2 separate regions of the Homo sapiens genome follow, and region 1 is linked to region 2. A link is a contact called in ENCODE Hi-C or POLR2A ChIA-PET data. All regions are on one chromosome and are shown on one strand. The core of a region is the stretch at or near the end of the contact, and the rest is flanking DNA. Distances in the headings are between cores, read along the strand shown. Region 1 has its middle 17 kb from the start of LINC00545. Region 2 holds the start of TEX26-AS2 (TEX26 antisense RNA 2).

The links. A loop is a pair of places that touch in the nucleus more often than their neighbours do. ChIA-PET counts read pairs that join two places held with the same protein, here RNA polymerase II (POLR2A). Pooled maps may share reads with other maps.
Region 1: a loop to region 2 is called in a map of mammary epithelial cell, with 6 times the contacts of the local background. The contact joins the enhancer-like site here to the promoter of TEX26-AS2 in region 2. A Hi-C loop is called at or near these places in 3 of 168 maps with a recorded cell type or tissue (IMR-90, ascending aorta and mammary epithelial cell) and 6 of 50 pooled maps. POLR2A ChIA-PET finds 5 or more read pairs at or near these places in 5 of 52 experiments (AG04449, AG04450, HCT116 and 2 more).

What each region holds. Positions count from the first base shown.
Region 1 is chr13:30,864,188-30,867,431 of GRCh38, reverse strand. No RefSeq gene overlaps it. Among named protein-coding and RNA genes, the nearest start is that of LINC00545, 17 kb to the left of the region's middle. RefSeq lists an enhancer at 3,106-3,244. Within about 2 kb of position 1,596, at least 29 of the 41 ENCODE cell types and tissues checked have a DNase peak (open chromatin) inside an H3K27ac peak, as active enhancers do; they include HCT116, IMR-90, ascending aorta and 1 more, where a contact is called at or near this core.
Region 2 is chr13:30,976,173-30,979,164 of GRCh38, reverse strand. TEX26-AS2 (TEX26 antisense RNA 2) reads left to right here and starts at 1,525. Exons shown (of 3, transcript XR_941820.3): 1 at 1,525-1,605.

The DNA.
Region 1 (3,244 bases), core at 347-2,846, 110 kb after region 2:
ACCTACTGATGTTACCTTCCTGGGCTCTTTAGGCATATGAATTAGTGACCTCAGATGACACTGGTAGGGTCAACCTTTCAAACGTGCACCTTTCCACTTAGCCAAAATCTGAGCTATGCCAGACATTTTGTTAGATAGCATCAGAGCACGGACTAGAAGCTGAATTGCTCTTGCAGTGAAAGGACTGATTCCCACACTCCTATTTTATCCCTACATGAAAACATGGCAAAATCAACTTTCCTTCTTGCTTACCTTCTAGGAAAATCAGAAGTATTCACCAGGTGTTGAAATAGAAACTTATTTCTTATAATTGCCAACTTTGCTGCACTGAGTCACATGTTGATTTCTACCTAATGAAAAATCCAGAGCAGGCTGGAGTCTGACAGATAGAGCCCGATTCGCTATTTACTCTGGTGCTAATCACAATCATGTTTACAGGAAAATGCCCTCATCTGCTTCCAGCAGCTCCAGCCACTCAGCCATGTGAGCGCTGTCTTCAAAGTCAATTGCCTGTCATTTTGCTGATTTATGTTGAGCAACTGCAAGGACCCCTCGAGGTATTTGTAGCTAGCTTGATGATTCCCAGCTTATAAAGTGGCAGTGGGCAGAGCATTTCAGTTCAAATTCCCATCAAGACAGAATTTAAATCCCCAGCCCTGCTGCTCATATTTGCAATGTGAGCACTTTAGATAAGCAGAAACCATCAAACCCTAAATGCTGGGGGAAATACAACCTGGATTTCTTCAAATGGAGCCTAAGCCCAAATCTTCTTTCAGACCTTGGATAGGAAAGTGATTCTAACAGTTTTTAAAAGAGTGATCACATATGCTTTTTCCCAAGAAGTATTAACGACTGAGGCAAGACGGGCACTATCAGATTAGATTGGAGAAGCCGGGAAACGAATTTCCCTCACCGCCTGCCTGGATTCTTAACGTTTCAACCAGCAGAATCTAATTTCTTTGGAATTACTTGCCCTCTAACAGAAGTTTTCTTTTTAAAATGAAAATATTGCCGAAAAGGGAGACCTATTAAATTACTAACCCATTAGCTTCTGGTTTAGCTTCAATCTTAGAGAAGCCCAATTCCTTCTAAACCTGTCTCGCCCTACACTGAAAGTGCTGGAGGTGCAGATCTCAGTGCACTGGCCTTGGCTGCTGAGATTCAGGGAGGTTAGATGGCGGGTAGAGTCACCCATGCGCTGTGGGATGGGGGTCCCTTCCATGCACTCTCCTGGCAAGTCCTGAACCACCAAAGGTGTAAGTGGATGTATTTTTCAGGTTCTCCCTTACAGCACTTTGAAGTCAAACACAAGATTTAAGGATTGCTCACAGCCTGCATTTTCTGTATTTCTGCATTTCTTGTTCACTCAACGTCTCAGGTATTTAATTACATACTCACTGTTAGGGCTCAGGGAAGCTGTTTAGAGGTTCAGCTCAGCCCCTTCGGGTCACAAAACTGAAATACAGTGACTTCCCCAAAGTCAGCAAAGCTCAAGGATCCTTAAGAACCCAGACATGTGAGATACTGAGTAATCCAAACTGAGGCCAACTCCAAAAAAGGGCTCCATTGACTCATCTTTCGGTCATCTCGCTCCAGCTCTCACTTAGAGAAAGTGCGTATTTCTTCCATTTAGAAAAGACTGCTCACGCTTTCCATGTCATTACATTTCTTTATTCCTCTCTTTATATTCCAGCTGCCTTTCTTCGTGTTTTTTGTCACTTGCCCTATTTAGCCATCTCCAAACTAGCTACCTGCCTCCGTGCCATGGAGCATGCTTTTCTGCAGCTCGGCCTCACGATTCTAGGCCAGCTTTTGCACCCCCTACCCCCTCCATGCTTATAAAACTGGGTTCCCTGCTCCCTTTCTGTGTGCTGTTATGCTTCAGAAGCGCCACTGGGTGGCAGTGTCTCAGAGCAGTCCTGGGCCCTGCAACGTGGCTTTGGGCTGGGCTGCTGGTTGCTTGTCTGTTACAGCACAAACAGGCCTGTGTGGACAGGCAGAGCAACGAGACAGCCACAGTGGTGCTCTGGAAAGGATGAGTATTAGATATTAAGGAAACGAGGGACAGAGGTCTGCGTACTGTGTCCTTTCGGAGCTTGCACTAGCCACAAGGCTGACATCTGCCGTCATTCTAACAAAGGAATCTCAAATCCTGAGGCTGTTTGGGAGGTGTCCTTGAAAAGAATGACTATAACCCTTTGCCCTCCCTGTTTTGATTTTCAGCCTACCATTGGGCCCTGATTCATCCATAAAAACAACAACCAAAAAATAAAAAAAAAAGGCAATCCCCGTGAGCATTGTGTGTTTGCTGGACAGGATAGTAATGGCTTAATCCTTCTAATGGCTTTGGTCACTGCAGGATATTAGCTATTAGAAGGGTCTGTTTAAAAGGGGGTGGTGGGGGAAGGTAGGGCCATCTGCTGATTATAGCATGCATGAGGAATGAAGGGAACATTTAAAGAGACACCGTCCATTGATTTAGACACAAATAATTAGTTTGTAGTTGAAAAGGCATATTTAGGGCTTGAATTTTAGTATCTGAATCATTTGCTTAAAGTGCAAATGTGATGTCTCAGACTGGAGATGATCCCAGGAACTATTTGATTCCACCTTTCATGCTTTTTGTAAAGAACTTCTCCGGAGACTAAAAGGAATGTGGCCTGAAATGCATCAACATTGACGTCATGGCTTGGAGTCTGTGGAAGTCAAACCAAATGTTTTTATTATAAACAGGTCAGCCCAGGACCAAACTGTGAAGTACATGTTTGATTTCCATGTGTCCCACCCCCAGCCCCAGCCTTGGCCTCTGCACAGAAAATAGTTCCCAACATCCCACCAGGTGGCCCAGCCCCCTCCTCACTGACTCCCCACTTCACCTTCCCTTCCAGGCCTGACAGCAAACTAAAGCAAAAGAAATCTTCCCAAGGATCGTGGCATATTAGGAAATGAATGCACGCTCTCCATTCAGGAAAGCTGGGGGCAGGCCAACCTCACCTCCCAAACGGGAAAAGCCTAGACTAGAGGTGAGCAGAGACCTGGCTTCCCCTCTAGGCCAGGCCCTGGGTCCATAGGCAACAACTGTTCTGGGAAGTGGGAATTTTATACAGCAATTCAATGAGAAGGAAGATGTGGAGGGATGTATTTGGTATCAAATGCATCCTGTCATCCCACAAAATCAAAACTTTGGTCCCTGAACCAAGAGAACATAAAGCCTTAGGGAAAGACATTTCCTGAATATTGAGAA
Region 2 (2,992 bases), core at 276-2,775:
GGTTGGGGGCCAAGTCCCAGCGGGAGGCTGACAGAATCCTGGGTAGAAGGAAGAGGGTCCCCAGTAAGGGCCCACCCTCAGGCCAGGGAGAGCCTGAAGACTAGGGGCTGGGCTGCCAGTCCCGTGAACTGGAGTAGGGACTCATGGGCCTGGAAGAGTCCAGGCCCACCCATGGCCGCCCATGGACCAACTGGCATACATTTCCTTCCTTCTGAGGTCCATAAAAGCCCTGGGCTCAACCAGAGCAGGGCAGAAGATGGCCAGAAGACAAAGAGAGCAGAGAGATGATGGGACTGGATGACCAGCTGCAGAGAAGAGTACCCTGTCCACTGAGAGCCTCAGAGATGACCTGCCAGCAGAAGGGAGCTACCCACTCCTCTGAGTTGCTCTAACACTAAATAAAACTCTTCTTCACTCTTCACTTGTGTACCTCACTCTTCCTGGATGCAGGACAAGAATTTGGGCAAAGGTGCTGTGGCCACAGGGGTTCCCGGCAAGAAAAAAATCAACACCCCAGAAATCGCCTACCAAGGGTAAGTTTTTCAGGAAAGAAAAAAGAGAATTAAAGAGCCATCGGGGGATATCACAAGAAAAAAAAAATGGCAGGATTAGTAACTGTTGAAAAACTACTATCTTACAAATATAATAATAGAGATTCTAGTGCCATGTAATTAACTCATGCCAGGTCCATGACTGATCTGGGTTTGCCGATCTTCTCTGAGAATGAACCAGGTTAAAGCACTCACAGCTTCTAGCACATTAAAATAAGCAGTGGCTACTGGCCTCATGAGAATCTTTAAAGTGTTCAATGTTTAAAACACCCTTGCCATTTTTAAGATACAAGAGAACCTCAACCACACTCTTACTTTAAAATGCAATTGCTTTTTTTTTTTTTTTTTTTTTTTTTTTGAGACGGAGTCTCGCTCTGTCGCCCAGGCCGGACTGCGGACTGCAGTGGCGCAATCTCGGCTCACTGCAAGCTCCGCTTCCCGGGTGCAATTGCTTTTTAAACACACATTTGTTGACGGTGGTAGAATTTAATATTTTTGAGAAAGAACTGATTCTACAAAGCTTTTTCTCATTTTGAGGGTCCCAGGAATGTTGCATCTAAATAAATGCTGTGCCTGTACCAGTCAGCTATTGCTACATTGGCCTCTGGCATGCAGCAAAGAGCATTTATTTCTCATTCACAGTTTGTGAGTCATTGGGGCAGGTCAGCTGGGGTGACTCATTTTTCTCCTGGGACCAGTGAGCAGCCCAGGTTTATTTCTTCTAACAACCCATTAGCCAAAGAAAGCCACATGGCTGTGCTCACATACAAGGTCAGGGGAAATACATTCCATCTTTAGTGGGAGGCACTGCAAGGTTACATGGCCAGGGGTGTGGATACAGAGAGAGATGAAGAATTGGGGCCAATAATTCACTTTACCACCGTCCCTAAAGCAAAAGTCTGTCGAAGATGACATCTCAATACTGTATTTACAAGTAGAACATCTTGCTCTAGAGTGATGTCACTGACAAGTTCTAGAACCCTGTAGGTAAGAGGACTTTTTGTGTCCAGACAGATGGCAATACTCATCCGTATGTTGTCTGCCCCAGGGCAAGGTAGGTGATGCTGGCTTTTCTTAGCTACCCTACCTCCAGAATACCAAAATGATCTCCAAAGAAGTAATCAGGGTTTGAGGGGAGGAGGAGAGCATTGAACAGGTGGTGCATAGAGAATTTTTGGGGCAGTGAAACTATCCTGTGTGATACTGTAATTGTGGATACATGGCACTATGCTTTTGTCATAACCCATAGAACTTTATAGCACAAAGAGTGAACCTCAATGTATGTGAATTTTTAAAAAATCATTTGGGAGGTCAGGGATACCATTTGGGATGCCCAAGGTGTAGAGATACATTAAAAACTTAAGATGCATGCACAGACACGTCTGCAGTCGTGAAAAACTCAAGTCCTACACAAAACTTTGCTACCAAAATTTGAAGAAGAAGAAGACGAATAGTATAAAAACAACATTCATGGGTGATCCACAACTTGAATCAATAGAAATTTATTGACTGTTGTGAAATAAAGTTACATAGAATACAAGAGTCTATGCTAACAGAAATACAATGGCACTCACACCATGATCCGACTCTTGCTTCCTTGATCTCTTTTTGCGTGACTTTTCCCTGTCCCCGGCCAACTCACTATGTATGTGTCAACCACTCCACCTTCTTCCAGTTCCTAGAACACCAAAATCATTCCTATCTTGAGGCCCTTGCCTTGCTGTTCTCTAAGCCTGGAAAGGTCTTGTCCCATCTCTCCATGTGGCTGGCTCCTTCTCCTCTTGAAGTTTCATTTCAAATAGGAGCCTCTTGGTGCCTCCCTCTAGAATCGAAGCTCCATTACTGTCTTTCACTAGTGCATTATCCCCATCCCCTAAAGCCCTGCTTGGCACGTAGGAGGTGCTCAATAAATATTTGTGGACCAAAGGGGCTACTCATTTATTAATATTTGGCTCAAGGCCCTGATGGAGTATGGACCTCTGCTTTGGAATGGATGCTGTGAGGACAGTCAGGAAGTCCCACACTGCACACACTAAACCAAGAGAGAGTCCACGTAAAGCTCCTGGGTGGCCACTGCAACAGTCTTAAGCACTCTAAGAAAGGCATAAAAGCAGATTAATGCTCAAGTATTGACCCACATCTGCAAAGGACGTTGGGGCAGGGAGACGCTTAGCTGATAAATAGAAAACTACCCCTGTCTAAAGCAGGGATGGTTGGGATATGACTGCCTTGATGCAAAACAGGAGCAGGAAATAGGACAGGCCCAAACAAGGGCTCAAAAAAGAAAGAAAGAAAGAAAGAAAGCCAAAGCGGCAATAACAACAACAAACTCTTGCTGCTGGTGGGAAACCTACAGGGCAAGCTCCTTCTCCACATGAGCCCTGCTGGCAGTTGTTTGTATGTGTGTGTGTGTGTGTGTGCATGCACACGCGTAAGAGCAC